Linked DNA regions of Homo sapiens: region 1 is linked to region 2. Evidence: read pairs that join two places in POLR2A ChIA-PET (ENCODE). Cell type or tissue: B cell. All regions are shown on one strand. Links, peaks and the distances in the headings refer to the core of each region. The heading gives the core; the rest is flanking DNA. Region 1 overlaps PDS5A (PDS5 cohesin associated factor A). Region 2 overlaps PDS5A (PDS5 cohesin associated factor A).

Region 1 (7,035 bases), core at 1,385-5,384, 58 kb before region 2:
TAATAAAATAAAATTGTCTTTAGATGTTTTTGAAATAATGTTGTATAGCTTTGTTTGCTGTGTTCAGTTCTCATATTTCCTTGATATTTTATCAGACTTTTTTTTTTTTTTTTTTTGAGACAGTCTCGCTCTGTCACCCAGGCTAGAGTGCAGTGGCGCAATCTTGGCTCACTGCAACTTCTGCCTCCTGGGTTCAAGCGATCCTCCCACCTCAGCCTCCCAAGTAGCTGGGACTACAGGCATGAGCCACCATACCTGGCTAATTTTTGTATTTTTTGGTAAACATAGGGTTTCAGCATGTTGGCCGGGCTAGTCTCCAACTCTTGATCTCAAGTGATTTGCCTGCCATAGCCTCCCAAAAGTGCTGGGATTACAGGTGTGAGCCATCGCACCCTGCCAAATGTTTAATACTGTAATCCACTGCTGCTATCTCAATTGTTCTATACGTTTTTCTTATACTGTTTTTTAAAATTGTTCTTTTTTTTTTTTGAGAGGCAGTCTCAGTCTGTTTCTTAAGCTGGAGTGCAGTGGCGAGATCGCAGCTCACTGCAACCTCTGCCTCCCATGTTCAAGCAATCCTCCCACGTCAGCCTCCCGAGCAGCTGGGACTACAGGTGTGTGCCACCACCATGTCTGGCTAATTTTTGTATTTTTAGTAGAGATGGGGTTTCGCCATGTTGGCCAGGCTGGTCTCGAACTCCTGACCTCAGGTAATCCACCTGCCTTGGCCCCCCAAAGTGCTGTGATTACAGGTGTGAACCACCACACCGGCCTTAACTGTTCAAATTTTTAAACAGACTTTTTTTTTTAGGGCAGTTTTAGGTTCACAGCCAAATTGCTGGAATGTACAGAGTATTCCCAACAAACCCCCTGGACTCACTCCTCAGTAACACTCCCGTCCCCCAGGAAGACTTCCCCTCCCCAGTCACACATGCCTCCCACAGTAATGCCTCCCCTCAGTCACCTTCCAGAGTGGTACATTTGTTTGTTTTGTTGTTGTTTTTTTATGACAGAGTCTCGCTCTGTCACCCGGGCTGGAGCACAGTAGCATGATCTCAGCTCACTGCAACCTCCGCTCCCCCGGGTTCAAGCAGTTCTCCCACCTCAGCCTCCCAAGCTGGGATTACAAGCATCCGCCACGACACCTGGGTAATTTTTTGTATTTTTGGTAGAGACGGGGTTTCACCATGTTGGTCAGGCTGGTCTCGAACTCCTGATTTCAGGTGATCTGCCCACCTCAGCCTCCCAAAGTGCTGGGATTACAGGTTTGAGCCACCACGCCCGGCCCTAGAGTGCTATATTTCTAAACCAACATCACAACATTATCACTCAAAGTCCATATTCGTGTATTGTTTCCTTGTATATTTTTCAGCATGGTAAATCCCAAATGTTCTATTCATGTAATGCTCTTGGTTTAAACTCTAAGTTAGATTTAGCATATTGTCCTTTAATATTCCTAATTTTGGCTTTTCTTGTTTGGCCAGGGTGAGCTCTAAGTGCTGATTTACTTTAAATCCTGATGATAATCAGCATGCTTTATTTATTTATTTATATTTTTTGTTTGTGACAGGGTCTCGCTCTGTCACCCAGGCTGGCTGGCGTTCAGTTTCATGATCATGGCTCACTGCTGCCTCCACCTCCTGGGTTCAAGCCATCCTCCCATCTCAGCCTCCCAAGTAGTAGAGACTACAGGCATGTGCTACCACGCCTAGCTAATTTTTGTATTGTTTGTAGACACGGGGTTTGTCATGTTGCCCAGGTCTCAAACTCCTGGACTCACGTGATCCTCCTGCCTCAGCCTCCCAAAGTGTTCATGCCTATTAACAGGCATGAGGCTCTCTGCCTGGCCTCATAGTTATTTTAACGTCTCTGTCTGATAGCTTTAGCGTTTGGTCCACCTCTGTTTCTGTTTTTTTTTTTTTTTTTTTTTTTTTTTACTTATCTCTTGACAATGGGTACTTATTTATGTCTTGACAATGTATTTCAGGCTGGGCACGGTGGCTAACACCTGTAATCCCAGCACTTTGAGAGGCCAAGGCGGGTGGATCACCTGAGGTCAGGAGTTCAAGACCAGCCTGGCCATCATGGTGAAACCCCACCTCTACTAAAATAATACAAAAATTAGCCGAGGGTGGTGGCACATGCCCGTAATCCCAGCTACTCAGGAGGCCGAGGCAGGAGACTCGCTTGAACCTGGGAGGTGGAGGTTGCAGTGAGCTGAGATCGTGGCATGTTTTGTTTTTTTAAGAGACAGGGTCTCGCTCTGTCACCAAGGCTGAGGTGCAGTGGCACCGTCATGGCTCATTGCAGCCTCAAACTCCTGGGCTCAAGCAATCCTCCCACCTCAGCCTCCTAAGTAACTGGGACTACAGGCACATGCCACCCTGCCCAGCTAATTTCTTTTTCTGTTTGTTTGTTTTTTTTTCTCCGTAGAGATAGAGCCTCACTATGTTGTCCAGGATGCTGTCAAACTCCTAGGCTCTAGCAGTCCTCCCACCTCGGCCTCCCAAAGTGCTGAGATTACAGGCGTGGGCCACCATGCCCTGCCTCATCCCATTGTTTCTTTTTCCTTCACTTAGTACCTCAGTTGGGGCCTATTGGGTTTTGTTTTGTTTTTAACTTGGTAGATTGTATGAAAACTTCATTCCAAGGCATTCTGACTTCATTAGGACACTGAAGTTTCCCATGAACTTTTAATATTGCATATTGTGCTTTGGCTATTGAGAGTGTGGTGTCAGTTCACAATAGGACAAATGCAGAAATTGAGAGTAAACAGAAACATTTATAGGTCATTTGCTATTGATTACGAACGTCTAAGTGCATTTCAGTGTTTTATATTTTACAAATGTGTTGGAATTTTACTTTACTTATTCTTTTGAGACAGGTTCTCGCTCTGTGGCCTAGGCTGGAGTGCAGTGGTACGATCATGGCTCACTGCAGGCTTGACTTCCCAGCTCAAGCGATCCTCCTGCCCCAGCCTCCTGAGTAGTTGACACTACAGGCATGTGTCACTACACCCAGCTACAATTTAAATTTTTAGTAGAGACAAGGTCTCACTATGTTTTCCAGGCTGGTCTTAAACTTTTGGGCTCAAGCGATCCTCCCATCTTAGCCTCCCAAAGTGCTGGGATTACAGTTGTGAGCCACCACTCCCAGTGTGTTGGAATGAAAAAAAAAAAAAAAACTGATTCTTCACCATTGATGGTTTGAAAAACACTGCCCTGGATCACCTGATGAGCTCCAGAAATAGTTCCCCCTGCCCTTATTTCATACCAACAACCTAGGTTTCTCACAATAGTTGAGATCAGTTACCCCAGCCACGGTGAAACTGTTCTTTAACTGTTGTTTCAGTTGGCATGAGCTCAAAATGGTCAAGTGACAAACTCAGCTTCACTGTAGTGGAGCGGTTGTTGTGTCCTAAGGTAGAAGTATTCCAAGACCTCTAAACCAAGAAACCAAGACCTCTAAACCAGCTGACCAAGCGTTTTAAGGATGGAGGAAAAAATGTTTTTTGAGTAGGTTATTAGGTATGATAATGAGAGGGGGCACTCTGATTCAATCTTTTAATTTCCAGATCTGGACTGACGTGGTGGCTCATGCCTGTAATCCCAGCACTTTGGGAGGCCAAGGCTGGCAGATAACCTAAAGTCAGGAGTTCCAGACCAGCCTAGCCAACATGGCAAAACCCTGACTCTACTAAAAATACAAAAATTAGCCAAGCATGGTGGTGGGCACTTGTAATCCAAGCTACTTCGGAGGCTGAGGCAGGAGAGTCATTTGAACCCGGGAGGCAGAGGTTGCAGTGAGCTGAGATCATGCCATTGCATTCCAGCATGGGTGACAAGAGCAAAACTCAGTCTCAAAAAAAAAAAAAAAAAAAATTCCAGATCTGTGTACTGTGGGACAAGTGACAATTTATTGGTCACTGATTTAGGTAATGTATCACATGTTATAAAATAAGTAAGCACCTCATCTTCTCAGCGCGTTATCTTTCAGCTGGTATTATCACAGTAAGCTATTCCACTTTACTATTAAGCTGGCTGTCCTGAGTGATAGGATAGAAAGACCAAGGAATTTGATGACTATGAGCCCATCATTAGAAAAAAAAAAGATTAACAAATTATGATCTGGTGATTTTTAACACTTACAAAATTTTAATTTTATACTTGCTGAAAGAGCTCCTATAATTAACTCATTTAGACAAATTTTTTCCACATCACCTTCTTACATATGTAAAGGAAAATAAAATTGAAATAATTGGTTTTTGTTTTGTTTTGAGACGGAGTCTCACTCTGTGGCCCATACTGGAGTGCAGTGGCATGATATCAGCTCACTGCAACCTCCGCTTCCCGGGTTCAAGCAGTTCTCCTGCCTCGGCCTCCTGAGTAGCTGGGACTACAGGCACATGCCACCATACCCGGCTGTTTTTTTGTATTTTTAGTAGAGACAGGGTTTCACAATGTTGGCCATGCTGGTCTCGAACTCCTGAACTCAGGTAATCCGCCCACCTCTGCCTCCCAAAGTTCTGGGATTACAGGCATGAGCCACCGTGCCTGGACAATTGGTTGTTATTCCTACATTCACATTCATAGTTTGACCCTTGTGATCTTTTTTGTTAAAACTAGTAATTGATGCTTGTGTTTTTCCACACAGTGTTGTCATCACCAGTAGTGTTAGTGATACAGATTTTTTTTTTTTTTTTTTTTTTGAGACAGACTCTGCTCTGTCACCCAGGCTGGAGTGCAGTGGCGCGATCTTGGCTCACTGTAACCTCTGCCTTCCGGGTTCAGGCGATTCTCCTGCCTCAGCCTCCTGAGTAGCTGGGACTACAGGCGCCTGCCACCATGCCCGGCTAATTTTTTGTATTTTTAGTAGAGAAGGGGTTTCACCGTGTTAGCCAGGATGGTCTAGATCTCCTGACCTCGTGATCCACCCGCCTTGGCCTCCCAAAGTGCTGGGATCACAGGCGTGAGCCACCTTGCCCAGCGTGATGTAGAATTCTTTTGAGTGCTCCAACTGTTGTTGCTGAGATGTTCTTCTGAGCCATTAACACTTAATGCTGCAAGATTTGATGCTTGTGCTTTCTAGATGTTATCAGTTGTTATCAGCACAAGATTTTCAAAGTGAAATTTGTGTAAGTGCAAGTAACAGTAGTTTCCTTACAATTGCTTCTGGCTGTCTCTCATTGGAAAACTGCTGATTTTGAGACACATCACAATTTCAGAGATCTGAGCCTTAGAATTCATAAAACATGGTTATTTAATTTATCACAGCCCCCATGTATGCCAGACAGTAGATCTGGCAATTATCATCTCTAAATATCAAATCTTACAAGATTATATTGCTGTCCTCATTATGTAGTCACAGAAAGACTAAGTAATTCAGATTACCTATCCATTAAGAGGCAGAACAGAGGCCAGATGGAGTGGTTTATTTCTGTAATCCTAGCACTTTGGGAGATTGAGGCATGAGGGTCACATGATCCCAGGAATTTGAGACCAGCCTGGGCAACATAGTGAAGCCCTGGCTGTACAAAAAAAAGCTGAGTATGGTGATGCATTCCTGTAGTCCCAGCTACTTGGGAGGATGATGTGAGGATTGCTTGAGCCCAGGAGGTCAAGGCTGCAGTGAGCTATGATTGTGCCACTGTATTCCAGCCTGGTCCACAGAGGGGAGACCCTATCTATTTTAAAAATTAAAACCAAAAAAAAATTCAGGGTGGGCATAGTGGCTCCCACCTGTAGTAATACCAGCACTTTGAGAGGCCGAGGCTGGTGGATTACCTGAGGTTAGGGGTTGGAGACCAGCCTGGCCAACATGGCGAAACCCTGTCTCTACTAAAAATACAAAAGTTAGCCTGGTGTGGTAGCGTAGACCTGTAGTCCCAGCTACTTGGGAGGCTGAGGCAGGAGAATCTTTTGAACCCATGACCTGGTAGAGGTTGCAGTGAGCTGAGATGGTGCCACTGCACTCCAGTCTGGGCGACAGAGCAAGACTCCATCTCAAAAACAAACAAAATTCTATTTTATTTATTTTAGTAGAGATGGGGTTTCACCATGTTGCCCAGGCTGGTCTTGAATTCCTGACCTCATCCACCTGCCTCGGCCTCCAAAGTGTTGAGATTACAGGCGGGAGCCACTGTGCCTGGCCATCTTAATAATTTCTAACTTGTTTTTTTGAGACAGAGTCTTGCTCTGTCACCCAGGCTGAAGTATACAGTGGCATGATCTCGGCTCACTGCAATCTCCACCTCCCGGGTTCAAGTGATTCTCCTGCCTCAGCCTTCTAAGTAGCTGGGATTATAGGTGAGACCCACCGTGCCCGGCCTAAATTTTCTTTTTTAAAAACAGCTTTGTTGAGATATAATTCTCATACCATAGAGTTTACCCATTTAAAACGTACAATTGGCTGGGTGCGGTGGCTCACACCTGTAATCCCGCCACTTTGGGAGGCCGAGGTGGGCGGATCACTTGGGAGTTTGAGACCAGCCTGACCAACATGGAGAAACCCCATCTCTACTAAAAACATAGAAAATAAGCCAAGCGTGGTGGCGCATGCCTGTAATCCCAGCTACTCTGGAGGCTGAGGCAGGAGAATCACTTAAACTCGGGAGGTGGAGGTTGTGGTGAGCCGAGATCATGCCATTACACTCCATCCTGGGCAACAAGAGCAAACTCTGTCTCAAAAATAAAATAAAATGTATGGTTGTTTTTAGTATCATCACAAATGCTTGCAGTGATTGCCACAGTCAGGTTTTTTGTGGTGTTTTTCTTTTTTTTTTTTTTCTGAGACAGAGTCTTATTCTGTCGCCCTGGCTGGAGTGCAGTGGTGCAATGCACTGCAGCCCTGGCCCCTGCAAGTTCAGTGATTGTGCCACCCCAGCCTCCTGCGTAGCCGGGTGTGCGCCACCATGCCAAGCTAATTGTTGAAACTTTTTTTTTTAGAGATGGGGTTTCACCTGTTGCCCAGTCCGGTCTTGAACTCCTGGGCTCAAATGATCCATCCACCTGCCTCAGAACCCCAAAGGGCTGGGAT
Region 2 (7,035 bases), core at 985-4,984:
GTGATTTGTGTAAATGTAACAATATTGTGAGCTCTGAATTACTTTGGAGTATATCTATTGTCAAGTTAATTCTCTATTTACCATTCACTCTCAGCCACATTCCAGGAAAATAACTAAAGAACTAAGCCAGGGAGATTGGTCTTAGGAATTTTACAAGATAAAGTACTTTGAACTTAGTAGACATTCATTGAGTAATGATAAGTATTTTCTGAATGCTTGTGTACATGTGCATTTTCTTCTTTCATGTATTAGAATGGAAATAATCGTCAATAAATTAGTAGTAGTAACATTGCCATATATCTGGTTTCATTTACAGATAAAGTAAATTCCTATCTAGACTTTTGTCTTCATTCTTCTCTTGAACTCATTTAAAACCAATATTCTTAAAGCTATCAGGAGGGAAAACTTATGCATTCATTTATTCAGCTTTTTTTTTTTTTTTCCTGAGATAGTCTTGCTTTTGTCACCCAGGCTGGAGTTCAGTGGCACAATCATAGTTCACTACAGCGTTAAAGTCCTGTGCTCATGTGATCCTATACCCCAGCCTTCTGAATAGCTAGAACTATTGGCACACGCATCCACACCCAGCTAAGTTTTTAAATTTTTTGGAGGCCATGCACATTGGCTCACACCTGTAATCCCAGCACCTTGGGAGTCCAAGGCGTGTGGATCACCTGAGGTTGGGAGTTCGAGACCAGCCTAGCCAACTTGGTGAAACCCCATCTCTACTAAAAATACAGAAATTTGCCAGGTGTGGTGGTACATGCCTGTAATCTGAGCTACTCAAGAGGCTGAGACAGGAGAATTGCTTGAACTCGGGAGGTGGAGGTTGTAGTGAGCCGAGATCATGCCACTGCACACCAGCCTGAGTGACAGAATGAGACTGTCTCAAGAAAAGGAAAAAATAAAAATTTTTGTCTCTGTGTTGCCCAGGGTGGTCTCAAACTCCTTCAAGTGATTATCTCACCTCACTGCAACCTCCACCTCCTGGGTTCAGACGATTCTTGTGCCTCAGCCTTCCGAGTAGCTGAGATTACAGGCATGAGCCATCACATCTGGCTAATTTTTTGTATTATTAGTAGAGGTAGGTTTTCACCATGTTGGCCAGGCTGATCTTGAACTCCTTACCTCAGGTGATCCACCCACCTCGGCCTCCCAAAGTGCTGGGGTTACAGGCATGAGCCACACACCCAGGCAAAAGATTCTTGATGTATCTAAAATGGTATACTGCATGACAACATTTTGGCCAAAGATAAGACCACATGTATTTTGGGAGTCCCATAATATTATAACAGAACTCAGGGTGATGGGTGTAGCAAACTACCATGACACATGTATACCTGTGTAACAAACCTGCACATTGTGCACATGTATCCCATAACTTAAAGCATTAAAAAAAAAAAAAGATTATAACGGAACTGAAGGATTCCTATCACCTAGTGACATCTTGGTGATCCTGACCTGGCGTAGGCCTAGGCTATTGTATGTGGTTGTATCTTAGTTTTGCACAAAAAAAAGTTTTAAAACTTTCTTTTTTTTTTTTTAAACAGGGTTTTGCTCTGTCACCCAGACTGGAGTTCAGTGATGTTATCATGGCCCACTGCATCCTCAGCCTCCTGGGTTCACGTGATCCTCTCCCTTCAATCTCCTGAGTAGCTGGGACTATAGGCACATGCCACCATGCCCAGCTAATTTTTTATTTTTTGTAGAGACAGGGTTTCTCCATGTTGTCCAAGCTGGTCTGGAACTCCTGAGCTGAAGAAACCTACCTGCCTCAGCCCCACAAAATATTGGGATTACAGGTGTGAGCCACCACATGCAGCCAAAAAAATTTTTAATAGGAAGAAGCTAGTAGAATAAGGATATAAGGAAAGAAACCATTTTGTGTACAGCTGTACACAAAATGTGTTTTAAGCTAAGTGTTACTACAAAAGAGTCAAAAAGCTAAAAAAAAAAAAAAAAAAGATCAGTACATTGGCTCACACCTGTAATCTCAGCACTTTGGGAGGCCTAGGCAGGAGGATCACTTGAAGCCAGGAATTTGAGACCAACCTGGGCAATATATCAAAACCCCCGCCTCTACAAAACATTAAAGAAAACTAGCTGCACATGGTGGCGCACACCTGTAGTCCTGACTACTCCAGAGGCCAAGATGGGAGGATCACTTGAGCCCAGGATTTTAAGCCTACAGTGAGCTATGGTCACACCACTGCATTCCAGCCTGGGTGACAGAACAAGATCCTGTCTCCAAAAATTTTTTTAAAAGCTAAAAAAAAAAAAAACCGGGCCAGGTGTGGTGGCTCACACCTGTAATCCCAGCACTTTGGGAGGCCGAGGTTGGCAGATCATGAGGTCGGGAGATCGAGACCATCCTGGCTAACACGGTGAGACCCCGTCTCTACTAAAAATACAAAAAAAAAAAAATTAGCTGAGCATGGTGGCGGGCGCCTGTAGTCCCAGCTACTCTGGAGGCTGAGGCAGGAGAATGGTGTGAACCTGGGAGGCGGAGCTTGTAATGAGCTGAGATCATGCCACTGCACTCCAGCCTGGGCGACAGAGCGAGACTCTGTCTCAAAAACAAACAATCAAACAAAAACAAACCCTTGAAGTTCATCAAGTAAAAATATTACAAAAAGCTAAGGATAATTTATCATTGAAGAAAGAAAAAGTGTTTAAATATCGTGCTGCCTAAGTGTACAGTGTTTATAAAGTCTACAGTAGTGTACTGTAATGTCCTGTTTCTTCACATTCACTCACCACTTACTCACTGACTTACCCAGATCAACTTGCAGTCCTGTAAGCTTCATTTATGGTAAGTGCTCTATATGTAGGTGTACTGTTTTTTATCTTTTATATGGCATTTTTATTATATGGTTTATATTGTGTTTTTATCTTTTATATTTTTACCCTGTGTTTAGATAATGTTCAAATACACAAATACCACTGTGTTACAGTTCCCTACAGTATTTAGCATAGTAACATGCTGTACAATTTTGTAGCATAGAAGTAGTACGCTATACCATTTAGGTTTGTGTGCGTGCACTCTAATGTTCACATGATGAAATTGCCTTAACAACACATTTCTCTTTTTTTTTTTTTTTTTTTTTTTGAGACGGAGTCTCACTGTCGCCCAAGCTGGAGTGCAGTGGCGCGATCTTGGCTCACTGCGTTCTCTTGCCTCAGCCTCCCGAGTAGCTGGGACTACAGGCTCCTGCCACCTCGCCCGGCTAATTTTTTGTATTTTTAGTAGAGACGCGGTTTCACCATGTTAGCCAGGATGATCTCGATCTCCTGACCTCGTGATCCGCCCGCCTCGGCCTCCCAAAGTGCTGGGATTACAGGTGTGAGCCACCGTGCCTGGCCAACAACACATTTCTCAAAATCTGTCTCCACCATTGAGTGATGGATAATTCTTTGTGTGTGTGGGCAGGGGGAGGGTATGTATTTCTCTGTATAAGGGCCCTGCACTGCCCTATTGGATTTAAATAAATAATCCTTCTCACAATGTTAGACATAAACGTCAAGTACTATGCTTGGGACCAGGCTTATAGAGACAAATAAGAGAAATGTAATTTCAATTACATATGTCTAACTTTGTTCTAGAAGGGATTAGAGTTGATGGTTTTAAAATAACTTATAAAGGATAAGGACTATAATAGATGTATATGTGGAGAGGTCTAGCTGCATAGAACATGTATCTTTTATTCAGCATAGAGATCTGAATACCATTACAAATACCAATAATTAGGAGGACATGGGGAGGAAAACCAATTTAGGGAAGAGAAGAGTGGGCTTGTCTCTCAGGGCTATGAATGTGGATGTGCCAAATGCCCAGACAACCTCAACCTTTGCACTTCTTTTTTAAATTTTATTTACTTACTTATTTTTTTCTTTTTTTTTTGAGATAGGGTCTTGCTCTGTCACCCAGGCTGGAGTGTAATGACACAATCTCAGCTCACCGTAACCTCTGCATCTAGGGCTCAAATGATCCTCCTGCCTCAGCCTCCCAAGTAGCTGGGATTACAGGCATGCGCCATCATGCCTGACTAATTTTTGTATTTTTAGTAGAGATGAGATTTCACCATGTTGCCCAGGCTGGTCTTGAACTCTTGGACTCAAGTGATCCTACCCACCTTGGCCTCCCAAAGTAGTGGGATTACAGGCATGATCCACCATGCCCAATAAGCTTTGTACTTCTGAGCTGAGTAATTTGCTGAAAACGCTTAAAAGTTTCATTGACTTCTTTGGCATTTAGAATTCTAGTTCCAGAGTACTGTGTCCTGCAGAGAATCTACTATTATAATTAGATCAGACAATGAAATAGCTTGAAAAGGCTGGGCGCGGTGGCTCACTGTTGTAATCCCAACACTGTGACTGCAACAGCCACACAGTATAGCCAATCAGTGCTCTTGATATTAGGAACCAGTGAGGTAGAAATGAATACTGCACTTGCAGTGGTAAGAGCATGAGTTCATTATACCTTCTTTCCTAGCTCTTATATTAGCATTGTGTGACTTGAGTATGTTATTTAACTATGTGTTCTCATACGTAAAGTGGGACTTAGAATACCTCCCTTAGGCACACATGAAAACAAACCTCTGCTAGAGTACCTTTATGAGTTTGTCCTTTCCCCTATGGGCTACTGAATATTATTTACATATTTCCTCTAATATCCCCATTCCTTTTCTGATGTAGAAGAATAAAGAAAAATAATGCAAATGTAAAATTTAGTTTCTCTCATTCTATGTAGCTTGCATTCCATCCTTGAGAGTTCCTTCTCTGTACCCTAATGCGTATTTGTCACTACCTCCTTATTTTCATATCTCACTTCTCAAGAGGTAGATATTACTTGATACGAGAGTTAGTAGGCATAGAAATCTAATATTTTCTTCCCTCTTTGTCCAAGTTCCATTTCTGAAAAATCTTAGCAAACATACTTTGAGCAAAGATTATCAAAAGAGACGTGTATTTGTGTGTGGGGTGGGGGATATAATGAATGAGAGTGAGCAGTGGAATTGAAATGTGATATATAGATTTACTTTCCCTTTAGAATTCAGGTTTTAGGTTTCTACACCTTGACCCTAGAGAAGGACCACATACTTGCCATAGCTTCAGCTGTGCGTCATAGTTTATGCTCCATTGCCCCCCTCCCCATGAGAGTGGTCCCCAAATTTTAATATTTTCCAGGAAGCTTGTTTATTTGACATTTAATGAAACAGTCCTTGGTTTGAATATCGTTTACTACCAGTATGACCTTTAGTAAGTTACTCAGTATTTTCAAGCCTCCTTATTCATTTTCTTCACCTATAAATATTATCAACCTCATAGAATTTTTAAAAGAATAATGTAAAATGAAATTTTATATGTGGCCTAATGCAGGGCCCCCCTGCACTGCCTACAGGGTTTCAATAAATGGTCATTTTTATAGGTCTTACCCTTACAAAGAGTAGGCATCTTTAAAATAGGTTATGATGTAGCATCATGAATCTCTCCATCTTTTAACCAAGTTTCAACATGAGTGGTTTATGGACTACACTTTTAAAAACCCTCCTCTACCTAGTTACCTGGATATGCATTATATCTTCAGAAGTCCAAATATCTTCTTTCTTGATCAAGCACACACTGTTATAATTCACTGCATGATTAAATAAATTTTATAATACATGGTTTCTCATGGAGCTTGCAGAATAAGTGACAGAGGCTGACAAATATTTCCATTGAATTGTGTGCTTTGGTAAAATAAAGAAGCATTACTCATTCCAGGCAGGGGTGGAAATAGGTCCAGGAATGGCTTCTTCTAGAATAAGTGACTCCTAAGTTGAGTCTTAAAGGATGAATAGGAATTAGACCATTGTGTGAAGAATGACTGCTATATTTTCAGTTTGGCTGACTGGATATCAGAGGAGATGCTTTAGGGAAGAAGATAGCGTCTTTGCAGTTGTGTTCAGAAGTGTTGGGATTCAGGCCTGGTTCTATATATTAGCACAATTACATCACTTGGAGGAGGTAGAGAAGAAATGAAAGAGAAGACAAATCTGAGAATGGCCTCTGAGAATGGTCAGGCTGGTCTCAAAACTCCTGACCTCAAACGATCCGTCACCTCGGCCTCCCAAAGTGCTGGGATTATAGGCATGAGCCACTGCACCCGGCCTAATACCATAATCTTTGAGCTTAAATGGATAGTTAACTTTTTTTTGTTTTTTGTTTTTTGTTTTGAGACAGAGTCTGTGCAGCTGTGCAATCTCAGGTGGTCACTGCAACCTCTGCCTACCAGGCTCAAGTGATCCCCCCCACCTCAGCCTCCTGAGTAGCTGGGACCCCAGGCATGCACCATCACGCCTGGCTAATTTTTTGTATTTTTTGGTAGAAACAGGGTTTTGCCATGTTTTCCAGACTGGTGTCAAACTCTTGAGCTCAGGCAATCCACCTGCCTTGGCCTCCCAAAGTGCTTTGATTACAGGCATGAGCCACTGCTCCTGGCTGAGAGTTACTTTTATTATTGGGGTTATCTATCAGCCTTCCATAACTGTATGTCTAACTTATAAATAAAATTCTAAGGGTGTACAGAGTTCTCATTTATCCTCCACCTATGTTCTTCCAGAACTGAAAAATTTTGCAAGTATATATATATATATGTACGAATATGTGTTTCTGTTTCTTTTGAGATGGAGTTGCTCTTGTTCCCCAGGCTGGAGTGCAATGGCACGATCTCAGCTCACCGCAGCCTCCGCCTCCCAGGTTCAAGCAATTCTCCTGCCTCAGCCTCCCGAGTAGCTGGGATTACAGGCATGCGCCACCAAGCCCGGCTGATTTTGTATTTTTAATAGAGATGGGGTTTCTCCATGTTGGTCAGGCTGGTCTCGAACTCCTGACCTCAGGTGATCCGCCCGCCTCAGCCTCCCAAAGTGCTGGGATTACAGGCGTGAGCCACCTGCGCCCGGCCTGAATATGTATTTTTTAAGAAACAAATTAACTGGCCAGGCACAGTGGCTCATGCCTATAATCCCAGCATTTTGGGAGGCCGAGGCGGGTTGG

Evidence for each region. Peaks named below come from ENCODE experiments on the same cell type or tissue, not always from the same donor. Only the 100,000 strongest peaks of a DNase experiment are listed, where the experiment ranks them.
Region 1: POLR2A ChIA-PET joins it to region 2 with 6 read pairs; 8 of 35 experiments call an interaction of 5 or more read pairs at or near these places.

Annotation. Positions count from the first base shown.
Region 1 is chr4:39,949,572-39,956,606 of GRCh38, reverse strand. The region is part of intron 2 of PDS5A (PDS5 cohesin associated factor A); the gene reads left to right. Among named protein-coding and RNA genes, the nearest start is that of PDS5A, 25 kb to the left of the region's middle. In B cell, for the core only: no CTCF peak of the experiment used is centred there; no DNase peak of the experiment used is centred there; H3K27ac peaks cover 1,562 bases.
Region 2 is chr4:39,891,274-39,898,308 of GRCh38, reverse strand. All of the region lies in intron 16 of PDS5A (PDS5 cohesin associated factor A), which reads left to right. Among named protein-coding and RNA genes, the nearest start is that of PDS5A, 83 kb to the left of the region's middle. In B cell, for the core only: no CTCF peak of the experiment used is centred there; no DNase peak of the experiment used is centred there; H3K27ac peaks cover 318 bases.